Linked DNA regions of Homo sapiens: region 2 is linked to region 1. The links are chromatin loops, found by intact Hi-C in ENCODE. Cell type or tissue: GM12878. All regions are shown on one strand. Links, peaks and the distances in the headings refer to the core of each region. The heading gives the core; the rest is flanking DNA. Region 1 overlaps TMEM252-DT (TMEM252 divergent transcript). Region 2 holds the start of LOC101927069 (a long non-coding RNA gene).

What was found. Peaks named below come from ENCODE experiments on the same cell type or tissue, not always from the same donor. Only the 100,000 strongest peaks of a DNase experiment are listed, where the experiment ranks them.
Region 2: it touches region 1 in a loop (2.3-fold over the local background); 1 of 110 quality-filtered maps calls a loop at or near these places.

The regions. Positions count from the first base shown.
Region 1 is chr9:68,639,626-68,647,965 of GRCh38, forward strand. It overlaps TMEM252-DT (TMEM252 divergent transcript), which reads left to right. Exons shown (of 5, transcript NR_187592.1): 5 at 3,968-4,825. Among named protein-coding and RNA genes, the nearest start is that of PIP5K1B, 61 kb to the right of the region's middle. RefSeq lists an enhancer at 4,285-4,364. In GM12878, for the core only: no CTCF peak of the experiment used is centred there; DNase peaks (open chromatin) are centred at 1,046 and 4,526; H3K4me3 peaks cover 1,860 bases; H3K27ac peaks cover 3,824 bases.
Region 2 is chr9:68,971,110-68,979,449 of GRCh38, forward strand. The region is part of intron 14 of PIP5K1B (phosphatidylinositol-4-phosphate 5-kinase type 1 beta); the gene reads left to right. It overlaps LOC101927069 (a long non-coding RNA gene), which reads right to left and starts at 4,732. Exons shown (of 3, transcript NR_110647.1): 1 at 4,555-4,732. In GM12878, for the core only: no CTCF peak of the experiment used is centred there; DNase peaks (open chromatin) are centred at 3,532 and 7,116; H3K4me3 peaks cover 2,072 bases; H3K27ac peaks cover 2,234 bases.

The DNA.
Region 1 (8,340 bases), core at 47-8,046:
GCCTAGCATATCCTAAGAGTTCAAAAAATATAGCTACAGGTAGGTTCAGAAATTAGAAAAGCAATTGTTCAAATACCGGGGGAACAACAAACATCTTATAATTAAAAGGCTCAACTGGGTATATTTCCAGAGACAGCTGAGCTGCTATCAAGTTATTTTAAAGGTATTTTATGCTAAGTACATAGTTCACAGTAGAGATAGACACGTCTACTCATGCTAATTTCTATGCAGTGGGGCAGGGGAGAGGAATTAAGAGTTAAAGCAATGGAAAGGAGTGTGCTTCTGGGCCTGAGAAATCCCAGGTGGGAGGTGACTCTGGAAGTCAAGGCCATCATTGCTCTCTCCTACCTGAATCAAAGGAATGAGTAAATTGGAGACAAATTGATAGAGTTCCAAGTAATGAACCCGAAAGAGTTTCATTGCTTTATATTCCATTACGAGGAGAGTGTAGGGTTGAGTATGCTGACCTGCAGTGAAACTGTGTTTTATTTTTTCCAACAGAGGCCCCATTTCAACACAGGCAACATTTCCTTTTTTCTGAGGCTGCTTTGGGGAAAGCAGAAGGGAAAACAAGCAGGCAGATTGGACGTTACTGAGCTGAAATCATCTGGGCTCAGAAGCATCTTGTGAGATAGCAGACGGACTCTATGAGCCCTTGTGTCCAACTTTGGCACAGGGGGCTTAGGGGGTCCCACTCTTTGGGAAATGACTTTGGTCCACACTAATGTGCTCTATTAAAGGAGCTCCAGGAATCCTTTGAATAGGATTCTAGCAGTTTCTAGCAGTTGCTGGTCCTATCGGAAGTATCGTAACACTAAAATGCAGCTCCCCTAGCCACTGCATTTAGGGTAAGAGTACCACATGTAGCAACCAGGGGCATCTTGTTCAAAGCCTCCTGTTCCAAATTTAACTTGTGTTTTTGGTGAACTTGGTTGTGGGTGGAGTTGACACCTGCCAAGAAGGTCCCAGGTTGATCCTATTAATAGGCATGACTGTAGCTAAGGAAGTTACAGTGCTAAGTTGCACTTGGTTGAACTATAGCTTTGAATGTGATGATCCTCCTCGCCTGAATGAAAAGAAAAGAGAACCACCTGCAATTAGATTCTACAGAAGCATGTGCTGAAATACATACAGGAAACTTTGCAGGCTCAACAATGACAAGCTGAAAGTATTAGGAAGATGATAAGGTACACATCCTAATAATAGTATAGTGAACATTTCCTGCCTCCTTACTCTGTGCCAGGTAGTATACTCAAGACCATAGCTGTATTATGTCACAGTCCTTGCATCACTCTGTGTGGTATTTACTAAGGTCTTCCTTTCATAGTTGAGGTACCTGAAGCACTGAGGGGTCAGATGCCTGCCTAGGTCACACAACCAGAAAGTGCAGAGGCAGGACGTGAACACAGACCAGGTTCCAATGTCTCCACTCTTTCTATCAAACTGCCACTCTTAGTCTCTAATGTAAGCTTCATTGAACCAACACACAAAGCACCTGCTGGGTGTGGGGCAATGTATAAAATCCCTGGGGGCACAGAAAAGAAGTATAAACTTGATTGTGCTTGCAATATATTTCCAAAAAACCAATGAACTATTTGTGTGGTAAGTAATTGGATTAGAATAAGGGTCATCTCCCAAAGAAAATAGAAATCCTTCCCAGGGTGGAGACCACATCTGTTTTCCTATCCAGAGAGCTTTGCTCAAAGGCCTATACCTCCCAGGCTCTGGACAAACATCTCTTGATGCTGACGGGAGGGACATGGTGTCATAGAACAAATCAGGTCTTACGGCTGAAGGTCCTGAGTACTGGTCCCAGCACTACCCCAAATTTGTCCAGTGCCTTTGGCAAGTTAACTTACCTCTCTAGGGGTCAATTTCCATGTCTACAGAAAAGAAATAATAAAAATAAAAGTTAATGTATGCCCTAGCCTACCTCACAAAGTTTAGTGGCGATGAAATGCAGTAACTATACAAACATGCTATGGCTGGGTGTGGTGGCTCATGTCTGTAATCCCAGCATTTTGGGAGACCACGGCGGGTGGATCACTTGAGATCAGGAGTTCAAGACCAGCCTGGTCAACAGGGTGAAACCCCATCTCTAGTAAAAATACAAAAAAAAAAAAAATAGTCAGGTGTGGGGTGCACGCCTATAATTCCACCTACTCAGGAGGCTGAGGCAGGAGAATTGCTTGAACGCGGGAGGCGGAGGTTGCAGTGAGCCAAGATTGCATCACTGCACTGCAGCCTGGGTGACAGGGTGAGACTCCATCTTAAAACAAAACAAAACAAAAACCCAAAATGTGCTATGCAACACTATAAGGAATTTCTTTATGAGCTTTATTCCTTGAGAGTGCTGCAGAAAATCACCGGAGTGGATATCCCTGAGAGCTAAGCGCTTGGGTATGACTTCATGAATGAGGGGGACAACTGAAGCTATAGAGTCTTGTGGATTCTAGAATCCTTAAACTGGCCAATTCTCATTTTATGTTTGAAAGCCTGGAGTGGGATGTGAAGGATGTGATACAGAGTTGTCTCCAGCTTTGGGTTCCAGGATCTCCTTGTTTGGTGAAAGGAGCCTTGACATTTTTCCTTCCTGTAAACTTTGCCATCTTCCTTCTCTGCTTGGCAATTCATGCCTAACAAGTGACATTTCCTAGGGGCAAGATAGCATAACTGTCAAGAATAGGGAATTCCTATTATTAATTTTTTTGGTTTACTTGTAACCACCCAGTGGGTTCACCTTGCCTGCTGCCTAGACAAAGCCAATTTATCAAGGCAGGGGAATTGCAATACAGAAAGAGTAATTCACGCACAGATGGCTGTGCGGTAGATGGGAGTTTTATTATTACTCAAATCGGTCTCCCTGAGCATTCTGGGATCAGAGTTTTTAAGGACAACTTGGTGGGTAGGGGGAGGCCTGTGAGCCAGGAGTGCTGATTGGTCAGAGATGAAAGCAAGGGAGTCAAAGCTGTCTTCTTGTACTGAGTCAGTTCCTGGGTGGGGGCCACAAGATCAGATGAGCCAGTTTATCGATCTGGGTGGTGCCAGATGATCCATTAAGTGCAGGGGCTGCAAAATATCTCAAGCACTAATCTTAGGAGAAGTTTAGGGAGGGTCAGAATTTTATAGCCTCCAGCTGCATGACTTCTAAATCATAATTTTTAACCTTGTGGCTAATTTCTCAGTCCTACAAAGGCAGTCTAGTCCCCAGGCAAAAAGGAGGTTTGTTTTGGGAAAGGGCTGTCATCATCTTTGTTTTAAACTATAAACTGTTTCTCCCAAAGTTAGTTCGGCCTATGCCCAGGAATGAACAAGGACAGCTTGGAGGTTAGAAGCGAGATGGAGTTGGTTAGGTCAGATCTCTTTCACCGTCTCAGTTACAATTTTGCAATGGCTGTTCAATCATTCTAAATCTCAGTTTCCTCAGCAGAAAATAAAGAGATGATAATAGTACCAACCTTATAGGATTACTGTAAATTCTATAAGGTAATTATAGAATTCTATAAGGTAATTATAGAGAGGTAATTCCTATAAGGAGCTTAGCCCAATGGCTGGAAAATATATGTAGGCCATTGTTAATATGCATATATAGTTATAATTACGGTGTAGTTCTGTTTTTCTTCTACCAACCCTATCTTCAAATATACTTGCTGTCAGTTAAAGTTCAATATCTTATAAAGAGATTTTAAGGCTTGGGAAAGATTAGTGAAATCAAGAAACTGGGAGTTGCTAAAAAGTTAGTTATAAGGCAAGAAGCCAGAAACATCACCCTCCCTGGATTCAGGCTGTTCCCCAATAATCTAAAGTGAGAAACATAAATAGGGCAAAGATAATCTACTTCATAAGATTATGAATAAATGACATGCAAGGATTTTTTTTATTCTATAGCTCCTGTCACAGCATTGAGAAAGCAAACTTTTCATGAGGCAGTCACTGTCATTTGCTCTTTATTGCCTTAAATTTCCAGGCCGTGGAACCCCAAAGTCAACCCCCAAGCATCCCCAGAAGAAAAGTACACTTTGAATAATTACAGTCCTTTAACTTTCCTGATTCAACCTTCAAAGGCCACGAATTGCTTCTAACGAAGAAGCTGAAGTGAAAGAAGAAGGAACGTCAACAAAAATGTCTGTTTGTGTTATCTCTTTACTTTCACGGTTTATAGGTTTGGGGGAAAGTTTTTATTTTCGGTGGAATAGAAGAAGGGAAGAAGAGAGACTAAAAAGCATTTCTTAGATTTCCAGAAGCAGTAATGGAAAATCCCGACCCTAGAGTCTTGCTTTCTTCCTAGAAATAGAATGCTCCTGAAGTTCCCAGGAGAGCCCTTGGCAGACAGATGTCAATCATTCCATCCCTTGTTTTGCTGGGTGGAGTCACTGGAGCTTAAAGAAGGGGAAGTAAACTCAAGCACACATCCTGGTGACCTCTAGCCACGGGTCAAATTTCACTGATGTCAATTAAAAATGACCAAAGACCCGCCCCTGTGAAAACCCTGTGGGCAGCCATTTTGTCTCAGGGAAACTGCCCAGATCTGATGTAAAGTATTTCCGGACGTCTCTTCGTTGTATATGGCATTTCCCTGAAATAAGCAACTCTCTGAAAAATATCATAGCGCAGATCAAAATGAAGTACTCTGTGGTGAAGTAGAAGTACACAGTCAACAAAGAAACTTGCCCTCAGGCTGCACAGTAAAACGTTGGAAATCCCAGAGCAGCAACTTGGAAATCCCACCTGCTACATATTTGCCTGAGTACTTTAAGGTTCTATGGACAATTGTCTCTCTGCGTAGATTAACCTTAAATAAACTTGTTGCGTTTTGAGGTGGTATTTCTTGTTTCATTTCTCTTGCTTTTCTCCCCTATTTTATAATAAGTTTCATTCACACTGTGATACTTTAAGAAGAGATAACCTTCTACTAAGGGATGTTGCTGTGATAACCTCCAAGCCACAAACACAGGTTTTAATCTTACCTCAGGGAAGTCCTGCCTCCCTTGCAGACTAGTTTATGTCTGAGTGGATTTGCCTATCAGCGTCTTTTCTGATGAGGCATGTAGCCCAGCACGGCAGCAAAGAATCCTGCAGTAGGCAGATAAAGCTTTCTAAAAATGTTTTAATTTTACTTTAAATTGACAAATAATAATTGTATATACTTATGTGGTACAATGTGATGTTTCAATACATGCATACATTGTGGAATGATCAAATCAGGCTAATTAACCATACACATTACCTTACATACTCATTTTTTTGTGATGAGAACATTTAAAATCTAGTCTTTCAGCAATTTTGAAATATACAATCCATTATTGTTCTAGTCACTACACTGTGCAATAGATCACCAGAACTTATGCCTCAGATAAAGCTTTGAATCCTGTGAATCCTGTTACCACAGAATAGCAAGTGACCTCAGACCAGTTACTTAACCCCTCTAAAGCTCAATTTCCTCATCTCTACTATTGAGACTATAATAGCATCTACTTCACAGGGATGTTGGAAGGATTACGTGCTCTCAAGAAGGCTTAGTAAATCCTAACTCCTACTACATTATTTTATTGAGGTCTCATCGAATTAGATACCCGAGAGAGAGAAAATGAAAGGGAAGTGCTTAACATTTGTGACAACCTTAACGTGATCTGCACATTTCCTAAAAATTATACACTTGTATGACTTCATTTCCCCCAAGATAGTATATTAGTACTTTGGAAAGTGTGAGATGAAAAATTGTTATCCTGAACTGCAATATCCTACTTTCTGACTTCAAATCCTTATCTCTCCTGCACTTCTCACTATACCATCGCTTAGACCTCATTAGGGTCACCTCACGGCCTGTGCTTATCCTCCCACCTTTCCCATATCCTCCCACCTTTCCAGAAACTTTCCATGTATCAGTTACCCCTTCTCTCCTCTCAGCTGGGTCCTTCCCACAAGTAATGAAGCCCTAGGTCACTCTAGGCCTTTCCATATTACAAAATAATATGGAAAGGGCCATGTTTTCCCTCTTGCCACTTCTGTATCTCTCTCTTTTCCTTCAGAGCCAGTCTTTTAACAAATTATGTACTCACTGCTGCCATTTTTTCAAATCTGCCTCACTCTTTAGCACATTACAATCTGGTTTCTAGCCCAAATATTCCACCAAGTCGCCCTCACAAAGATCTCTAGTGGTCTCCATGTTGCTAAATCCAAAAAACTTTTTCAGTCTTTATCTCATTGACCCTCTTGCTGACAATGGGCACAATCCCTCTTGCTTGGACTTTGTTGCCTCTGATACTACATCTTGGTTTTCCTTCCAAGTCTCTGACTGCTCCTGTTTTGTCTCCATTTCTGCCTCTTTCTCCTCTACCTTCCATTAAATATTGAAGTTCCCCAAGTCTCAGTCCTAGACCCTCTTCTCACTTTGTATACTCCACTCTATCCTGACAATCATTATCAATCATGATTTCAGTTATGTGATACCAGCTTACATCTCCAGCCCAGACCACACCTCCATGTTCCAGACCCAGAAGCCCGATTATTTGTTTACCACATCTCCATTTGGAAGGCATTCCTCTTCAATTTGCTTAAGACCAAGTTCATGATCTTCCTCAGCAAAACTGCTCCTTTTCCTTTGTTCTCTGTCTCAATGATTGATACCATTATCCATCCAGCATATATCATTCTTGATGCCCTCTTCTCCCTCACTCACCATACTTAATTCATCACTAGGACCTATCTCTTTCATTTCTTAAATGTCTCTCAAAACAATCTTGATTCCAATATTTCCATAGTCATCACCATAGGATAGTCACTGTAGCATCAATCTAAGCTGCCATCATCTCTTTATTCTCCTGAGTTTTCTCTCCATTCACTCTGCTTTCCCAGCCCCAATTCCTTTCTCCACATTGCAGCCAGTCCCACCATGTCCTTCCTTAAAACTTGCCAATAACTTCCTATGGATCACAGGAAAATGATCAAAATTTTTAACACTGTGTTGCAAAGACAGCCTTTCCACAATATCTGTTTTCTCCTTCTACCTCCCAAAAATCTTCTGTTATTGGGACAGCAATATATCTCAGACACAAATAAACAAAAAGATAATTCCTAACTTCCTTTACAGAGAGGAATAAATAACCTGTGCGGTATAAGCAGAAGTTGTTAAACAGAGTACCCAGGAAAGTCCTTTTATCCTTGCCCTTTGGGTTCTTCATGTTTGAAATATGGTTGTGATGACTGGCACTCCAGCCTCCATCTTGAGACCTTGAAGGAGGCTAGAACCAGAAATGGTAAGGCAGAAAGATAAAAGAGGCATGGGTCCCGATGACTTGGGAAACCATGCTACAAGACTTGATTTTCTACTTCTGGGCTGCTTCTACGCCAGAGAACAAAATCTTTACATATTATATTCACCAGTTGGATTTCTGGCACTGGGAGTTGCAGTCAGTTTCTAATTGATACACACAAGATTTGCAAGGCCCTACATAGTCTTGTCTCTGCTGTACCTCCCGAGCTGCTTCTTGCCCCATTGTCACCTGTATGCTCTTCAATACAGCCACATTGGCCTGATTTTAATTCGAATGCACCTTGCTGCATTTCTTTTTATGTTATTTATTTATTTATTTGAGATGGAATCTTGTTCTGTGGCCCAGGTGGGAGTGCAGTGGTGCGATCTCGGCCCACAGCAACCTCCACCTCCCGGGTTCAAGCAATTCTCCTGCCTCAGCCTCCCAAGTAGCTGGGATTACAGGCACCCATCACTACACCCAGCTAATTTTTGTATGTTTAGTCCAGACAGGGTTTCACCATGTTGATCAGACTGGTCTCAAACTCCTGAACTCAAGTGATCCACCCGCCTCACCATCCCACAGTGCTGGGATTACAGGCTTGAGCCAGCACACCTGGCCCCATGCTGCATTTCTGCACAGGGCCTTTATACACTCTTTTCTCAGTCTATAAATTTTCCTCTCCAACCCCTCATCCTCCAGCCTGACCTAACTTACCTCTACTCATCTTTCAGATTTCAGTTAGAGCAGGACTTTCTTAGGGAAGTCCTCCTGAGCCTCCCTCTTTTCCTCTTCACTCCCGTTTCCACCAATCTAGAATAGGTTCCTTTGTTCTGTGCTGTCATGGAACTATATTCTTTTGCTTCAGAATATTTTCCTTAGGTTTAGAAATTAGATATTTATTGATGTCATTATTTGATAAATATCTGCCTCCTTTATTAGATTTAAGCTTTATGAAAGCAAGGGCCATGTCTGTTTTTGTTCAACATTCTATTCCCAGCACTTCGCACAGTCCTTGGTATATATCCTATGCCCACTAAATAATAGTCAAATGGGCTGGGCACAGTGGCTCACACCTGTAATCCCA
Region 2 (8,340 bases), core at 49-8,048, 330 kb after region 1:
TCATCTCCATTAGGTAATTCTCCTAATGATAGAGTGCCCCCCACTCCCCGACAGGCCCCAGTGTATGATGTTCCCTTCCCTGTGCCCATATGTTCTCATTATTCAATTCCCACTTACGAGTGAGAACATGCAGTGTTTGGTTTTCTGTTCTTGTGTTAGTTTGCTGAGAATGATGGCTTCCAGCTTCATCAATGTCCCTGCAAAGGACATAAACTCACTCTTTTTTGTGGCTACATAGTATTCCATGGTGTATATGTACCACATTTTCTTTATCTAGTCTATCATTGATGGGCATTTCGGTTGGTTCCAATTATTTGCTATTGTGAATAGTGCTGCAATAAACATACTTGTGCGTGTGTCTTTATAGTAGAATCGTTTATAATCCTTATGGTATATACCCAGTAATGGGATTTCTGGGTCAAATGGTATTTCTAGTTCTAGATCCTTGAGGAACTGCCACACTCTCTTCCACAATGGTTGAACTAGTTTACAGTCCCACCAGCAGTGTAAAAGCATTCCTATTTCTCCACATCCTCTCCAGCATCTGTTGTTTCCTGACATTTTAATGATCGCCATTCTAACTGGCGTGAGATGGTATCTCATTGTGGTTTTGATTTGCATTTCTCTAATGACGTGATGATGAGCTTTTTTTCATGTTTGTTGGCTGCATAAATGTCTTCTTTTGAAAAGTGTCTGTTCATATCCTTTGCCCACTTTTTGATGGGGTTGTTTTTTCTTGTAAATTTGTTTAAGTTCCTTGTAGATTCTGGATATTAGCCCTTTGTTAGATGGATAGATTGCAAAAATTTTCTTCCATTCTGTAGGTTGCCTGTTCACTCTGATGATAGTTTCTTTTGCTATGCAGGAGCTCTTTAGTTTAATTAGATCTCATTTGTCAGTTTTGGCTTTTGTTGCCATTGCTTTTGGTGTTTTAGTCATTAAGTCTTTGCCCATGTCTATGTCCTGAATGGTAATGCCTAGGTTTTCTTCTAGGGTTTTTATTGTTTTAGGTCTTATGTTTAAATCTTTAGTCCATCTTGAGTTAATTTTTGTATAAGGTGTAAGGAAGGGGTCCAGTTTCAGTTTTCTGCATATGGCTAGCCAGTTTTCCCAACACCATTTATTAAATAGGGAATCCTTTCTTCATTGCTTGTTTTTGTCAGGTTTGTCAAAGATCAGATGGTTGTAGATGTGTGGTGTTGTTTCTGAGGCCTCTGTTCTGTTCCATTGGTGTATATATCTGTTTTTGTACCAGTACCATGAAGAACAGCCATTTGATTGTTAATAATGGGCGATCGAGGCGGGTGGATCACCTGAGGTCAGGAGTTCAAGACCAGCCCGGCTAACGTGGTAAAACCCCGTCTCTACAAAAAATACAAAAATTAGCTGGGTGTGGTGGTGTGTGCCTGTAGTCCCAGTTACTTGGGAGCGTAAGGCAGGAGAATCACTTGAACCTGGGAGGCAGAGGTTGTAGTGAGCTAAGATCATACCACTACACTCCATCCTGAGCGACAGAGCAAGCAAGACTTTGTCTGAAAAAATAAAAATATAAGTATAAAAACTTTATGTACATACATATGTGCACATGGGTTTTTTTCCTAAATGCTGGTTGTTAAGCCTTTACTTGTACACAACTCCTTCTGAGCCAGTCAAGTCTATAACATGTGTTTCTTTATATAATTATCTTCAACAATAATACTAATAACTAAAATGTATTGAACACAAGGGACAGATTTTATAACAGTCAGCCTCACTGAATTCTCCCAAATGCTCCAGGGACCAGGAGACAATGAGGAGGGTAAATTCAGGCACCTCCAGCATGAGCAAGGACATCTAATAGGTGCCTTCCGAAGGCAAGCAGATGGTAGACACTTGCACATGTTATTATTTACATCAACCCTGTTGTAAATAACGAGAGTGATTTTTATCACTGTGATAGGGATAAAGAACAAGCTCAGAAAGATAAAGTGACTGCCCAAGCAAGCCCCAGCTAAGTAATGCTGGTTAGAAGGGGAGACCACAAGGCAAGAACTAAAGCCTTCCAGTGCCTGCTCCCGCAACAGCTCAGACGTAATACAACAACCTCATCTGTTGCAGTGAACTCCAGCCTGGGCGACAGAGCGAGACTCCATCTCAAAATAATAAAATAAAATAAAACAAACACATTAACAAGAAAAAAAAATCTAAGGAGAGGCTGTAGATATGTAGATACATCAATGATAAATATTTTGAGAGCATTTTTAGTAATAGCCATTAAGAAATTTTATGTAAATAGGATTTAGATATACCTATGAAAGATAGACATTATCCAAAATAACTAAAGCTTAAATGGGACTCTGAAAATGGATAATTTAGACTTTTTAAGAGGAGGTCAAAAACATAGGAAAAGGGTATATAGTTTCAGTGACAGCTTGTAAACATTAATATTTGTATTTACAAATGGCTAAGCACATTAATACATAACAAGAAGTCAGGTCTATAAACAGTGTAAAATTATGGGGAGCGTATTTGTGGTTCTTAACCAAGGGCCTAATCATTTATTAGTTTACATATATGTGCTTTCTGGAAGGTAGGATTTATTCAGTGTGATGTGGTAAATGGTTACATATCTGACCTAAGGGTGGAATTCAGAGCTCCTGAACACCAGCCAGGCCCCAGCCTCCTAAGCCAGAATGCTAACCCCTACAGACAGTCTAAACACTAGCACCAAGCCAGGAGGCACAGGCAGGGCCTTCAGCAGTGCCCTTTGACCCATATGTTACTCAACAATTTTTTTCGGGGTAGGGGAGACAGGGTCTCACACTGTCACCCAAGCTGGAGCACAGTGGCCTGATCTTGGCTCACTGCAACCTTCACCTCCCGGGCTCAAGCGATCCTCCCACCTCAGCTTCCCAAGTAGCTGGAACTACAGGCGTGTGCCACCATGCCTGGCTAATTTTTTGTAGAAATGGGGTTCCACCCTGTTGCCCAGGCTGGTTTCAAACTCCTGGACTCAAGAAATCCTCCCATCTCGGCCTCCCAAAGTGCTGGGATTACAGGTGTGAGTCACCACACCCAGCCTTCCTCTTCATTCTTGCTAAGATGGATCATTCTGGTCCTCAGTCATTCTTAGAAGCATACTATGCCATTTCTAGACTGCACATCTCACTGCTTTACCATTTCTCTAAGCCAGCATTTCTTAAAGTATAGGCTCTAGAATCACCTGCTTCAGAAACAAGTTGTTTAAAATGCAGCTTCCTGTTGTCAATTCTAATGCACATTAAAGCTTGAGAACCACTATTTAAGCAATTGGAGTGTTACTAATGTCAGATTCTAACACGCCTAGCCTTGATCCTTAACTTATAGGAAGGGTTTGGGTATATAAAAGAACCACTGCCAGAGATTACTAAAGCTGTACCATGATTTAGAAACCAGAACAAGTATGTCTATCCCTAAACTGCTTACGTTCCTAGTGACTCAGGACAGGTGTCGACCTGTATAGCAGAGACCAGTAGCTTCTGTGACATTTTCTGATTAGTCAGATCAGAACTTGTAATTCGTTTGGTGTCAGCCTAGCCACGAATGAGAGAACTTTCCTGTCATTCTGCACCTCTTTGAAGCTAGCAAGGACAGAAAGTCAATTCTGCTTATGATTTTCCAATAGCTCTGAACAGTTATAATTACAGTGTACATCTGTGAGAGCGAAGCTGCTTTTCTAATCTGTTTTCATATTATTTTTTCAGCAGCTTCTGCAGACCTAATAGTAATTTGGGTTTTGACTGAAGGATACCACTTACATGCTGAGGGTGCTCATTTCAACCCTGTGTGTTTTTAGCACATTGACATGGTGACAACCTGAGTAGAGTCTGAAAGCTAAGGCACAAACACTATCTAGCAATTCCTGGTCACTAATAAAGGTTTAAAAAATGTTTGTTGGATTTTACTGAAGAAGGGCCTTGCTTTTTGTTCTGGGTTTTTGTTTGTTAGGTTGGCTGGTTTTGAGACAGTTTTGCTGTGTCACCCAGGCTGGAGTGCAGTGGCACGATCACAGCTCGCTGCAGCCTCAGCCTTGTGAACTCAAGCAGCCCTCCCACCCCAGCCTCCCAAGTGGCTGGGACTATAGGTGTGTGCCAGCATGCCCAGCTAATGTTTATATTTTTTGTAGAGACAGGGTTTCGCCATTTTCCCCAGGCTGGTCTCAAACTCCTGGACTCAAATAATCTACCTGCCTTAGCCTCCCAAAGTGCTGGGATTACAGGCATGAGCCACTGCACCCAGCCACGTCTTACTTTTTAAAGACAGAAAATGTAGTGTTTAGCAAGAAATATGAATTGTACTTTTTTTCAGTTGCCTAAAATATAAACTTCCTAAAAGTTAAGGTGTTTATTTATGAATGCATGTCAGTGAGAAGTTCTTTTTTCCCAAGGTGGTGTTATGGAGGGAAAGTCAGTGAGTCAGCCTATTTGCCGAGGCCAGCTTGTCCTTCAGGCATTTATACCACCAGTATTAGTTTGCTAAGCTGCCCTTACAAAGTACCATGAACTGGATGGCTTAAACAACAGAAATTTGTCTCACCGTTCTGGAGGCCAGGAGTTTGAAATCCAGGTATCAGCAGGGTTTTCCCTCTGAGGTTGTGAAGAAGAATCTGTTCCATACCTCTCTGCTAGCTTCTGGTGGTGTGCTGGCCGTCTTTGACATTCCTTGGCTTGTAAATCTCTGCCTTTATCTTCCATGGAGCTTTCCTTGTGTATTTGTGTCTCTATGTCCAAACTTCCCCTTTTTATAAGAACACCAGTCATACCGAAGTAGGACACACCCTATTCCACTATGACCTCATCTTAACTAATTATGTCTGCAACAAACTCATTCCCAAATAGGGTCACATTCTGAGGTACTGGGGGCTAGGACTTAAACATATGAATTTTAGGGAGATGCAATTCAACCCATAACAACATGGCTCTGAATAAAGCTTTGTTTTTCTGAGTAATTTTTGTTTGTTTGAATCTGACAGCAGCAAGTATAGAGATTGCAGAGTATCTGGCAGCAAACCACTATCCATGGGAATTATGCCATTGAGGTGTAGTACAGAGAAATAATAGTGCTTAGGCCAGGAATTGTTTCCTGTTCACTGTGTCTTAAACCTTTATTGGTTCCATTAGCTTACACAGCAAAAGGCATTTCCAATTCAGCATATTTTATTTCCAGTATGCCACTCTGATCTCAAACTTTAGTTAGAGAAGACCAACTAAGGCTAAGAATCAAAACTTTTGGAAGCTAGCAAGACCTGATCAAATCCAAACTCCTGATTTTTACAGAGAAGGGAACTGTGGAGTACAGGAAAATTCAATGTCTTACCCAAATACAGTACTCACAGCTACTTAGTGCCATGTTGCTACCACAACCCCACTACCCTGCCTCTTGCTGTAGCTCCTTCTTTCACATATTGTACTGCTCCTCTGAGCCACAGGGGCCATCGGTGCCCTATGACAGTGGTCCCCAACCCTTTTGGCACCAGGGACCAGTTTTGTGGAAGACAATTTTTCCATGGATTGGACGGCAGAGTAGGGATGGTTTCAGAATGAAACTGTTCTGCCTCAGATCATCAGGCATTAGATTCTCATGAGAAACACAAAACCTAGATCCCTCTCATGAGCAGTTCACAATGGAGTTCATGCTCCTTTGAGAATCTAATGCCACCACTGATTACTGCCTAAGGCAGAGCTTAGGCAGTAATGCTCACTCACCCACCACTCACCTCCTGCTGTGCGGCCTGGTTCCTAGCGGGCCACAGACCAGTAACAGTCTATGGCCTGGGGGTTGGGGACCCCTGCCCTATGATTCAAAAGGTCCCAATTCCTGTTGCCTTCATGGTGCTTTTCTCTAGCTAGAGAACACAGTCAACCCTGTTTTCAATGTGTGCTGTCTACCTGGGAATGTTTCATGGATGGCCCATACTGCCATTTTTTAAATCTACCTAAGCCTCACCTCTGGGATCTACCTAAATATATTCTCTCTTAATTCCATGGATATGAGCTCTAGGAAGGGAACTAATTATAATGTTAGACTCTGCCACATATGAACAGTAAAACACATTGTCCTAGAGAGCAGAAGCCATCCAGTATTGTGAAGCTTAATAGAAATTACTTTGATGGGCCTAGCATGGTGGCTCACGGCTGTAATCCCAGCACTTTGGGAGGCCAAGGCGAGCAGATCACCTGAGGTTGGGAGTTGGAGACTAGCCTGGCCAACCTGGGGAAATCCCATCTCTACTAAAAATATAAAAAATTAGCCAGGTGTGGTGGTGCTTGCCTGTAATCCCAGCTACCTGGGAGGCTGAGGCACAAACATCGCTTGAACCCGGGAGGCAGAGGTTGCAGTGAGCTGAGATTGGGCTACTGCACTCCAGCCTGGGTGATAGAGCAAGACTTTGTCTCAAAAAAAGAAAGAGAAATTACTTTGATGGTGAAGGTTTTTATTTTGGTTTGCTGTTGTTGTTGTCTTGGATGTTATTTTGGTGGCGTATTTTTTTGCATTTATATATTTCATAATCATATAATTATTGGCTTCTTTTTTTTTTTTTTTTCGAGACGGAGTCTCGCTCTGTTGTCCAGGCTGGGGTACAGTGGCATGGTCTCGGCTCACTGGAACCTCTGCCTCCCAGGTTGAAGCGATTCTCCTGCCTCAGCCTCCCGAGTAGCTGGGATTACAGGTGTGTACCACCACACCCAGCTAATTTTTTGTATTTTTAGTAGAGATGTGGTTTCACCCCAGGCTGGTCTCGAACTCCTGACCTTGTGATCCACCCACCTTGGCCTCCCAAAGTGCTGGGATTACAGGCGTGAGCCACCGCGCCTGGCCTATTGGCTTCTTTTTAACATTTATTATTAATATATATCTCCTCAACTTTTGGGGGTTTTTAGGGTTTTTCCCCAGCTTTATTGAGGTATACTTAACAAATAAAAATTATATATATTTAAGGTGATACATTGTAAAATGATTACCACATCAAGCCAATTAACATATCTATCACCTCACGTGGTTATATCTTTTGTGTGGTGAGAACCCTTAAGATCAACTCTTCTAGCAAATCTCAAGTACACAATACGTGATTATTAACTATGGTCACCACACTGTGCCTCAGATCTCCAGAACTTCCTCATCTGGCATACATTTTGGCCAACACCTCCTCACTTCCTCTTCTTTCCACCAGTAACTATCATTCTAGTCTCTGCTTTTATGAGTTCAGCTTTCTTAGATTTTACAAATGAGTTCATGCAGTGTTTGGCTTTTTGCGTCTGGCGTATTTCATTTAGCATAATGTCCTCCAGGTTCATCCATGTTATTGCAAATGGCAGAATTTCCTTCTTTTTTAAGGATGAATACTCTTCCTTTGTATATGTATACCACATTTGCTTTAACCATTCATCAGATAAGGCACACTTAGGTTGTTGCCCCAACTTTTTGGGAAGCTCCCTAAGTTGGTGTTCTGACCATGTCTGCTTACTTTTTGGTTTAAGCCCAGCACTTGGAATGAAGTAGGCACTCAGTATACATTTGAATGGATGATTGGTAGTTTTGTAGGGAGAAAAGCAGATACTGTTTATTATGCTGACAGTTCATTATTAAAGTAAAATTTATATATAGTAAAAATGCAGAAATCTTTGTAGTTCCATAAATTTTGAAAAATATGTACCCAAGTTACCATCACCCAGATCAAGATAAAGAACATTCCCCCATCCCACCAGCAAGTTCCCTTCTGCCCCTTCTTAGACGTGACCCGAAGGGCTTTTCTCCTTCGTTTTTTCCTGGAAGCTTTCTACGTTTAACTTTCACATTTTGTCGGTGATCCATCTCAAATTAATTTCTGTATATGATATGAGTAGGGGTGTCGAAGGTTTCTGTTGTTGTGCTTTAACAACTATTCCTTGTTCCTTTGATGAAATCAAATAATCAAGACTTGTATATAGAAATAGATTTGTCATTGGGAAATGGATCTCTGTATCTCTTTTTCTCTTTTATAATTGAACCATGGTTGCTGGGGATAACTTAGAAACACAGGAAAGGGCTAATTTTCTGCAGTGATTGGATGGCTCAAGGCAATATGTGTAGGACAGGTTACTCCAGTCAGACCTACGTTCAAATCCAAATGCCACCAGAGGTGAGACAAGATAGTCTTAATACTCAAATGTACAAAATAAATAGCCAGAGACCTCACCTAACAGGGTTCTTTTTAATGAGTAAATGAAATAACATGTGTAATACAGTCATCACAGTATAAACATCACAGTCAACGATGCCTGCTAGCTTTACACCTGTGCTTGTGTGTGTACATGTTGGGGTATGATATTGGAAAGAAAAACA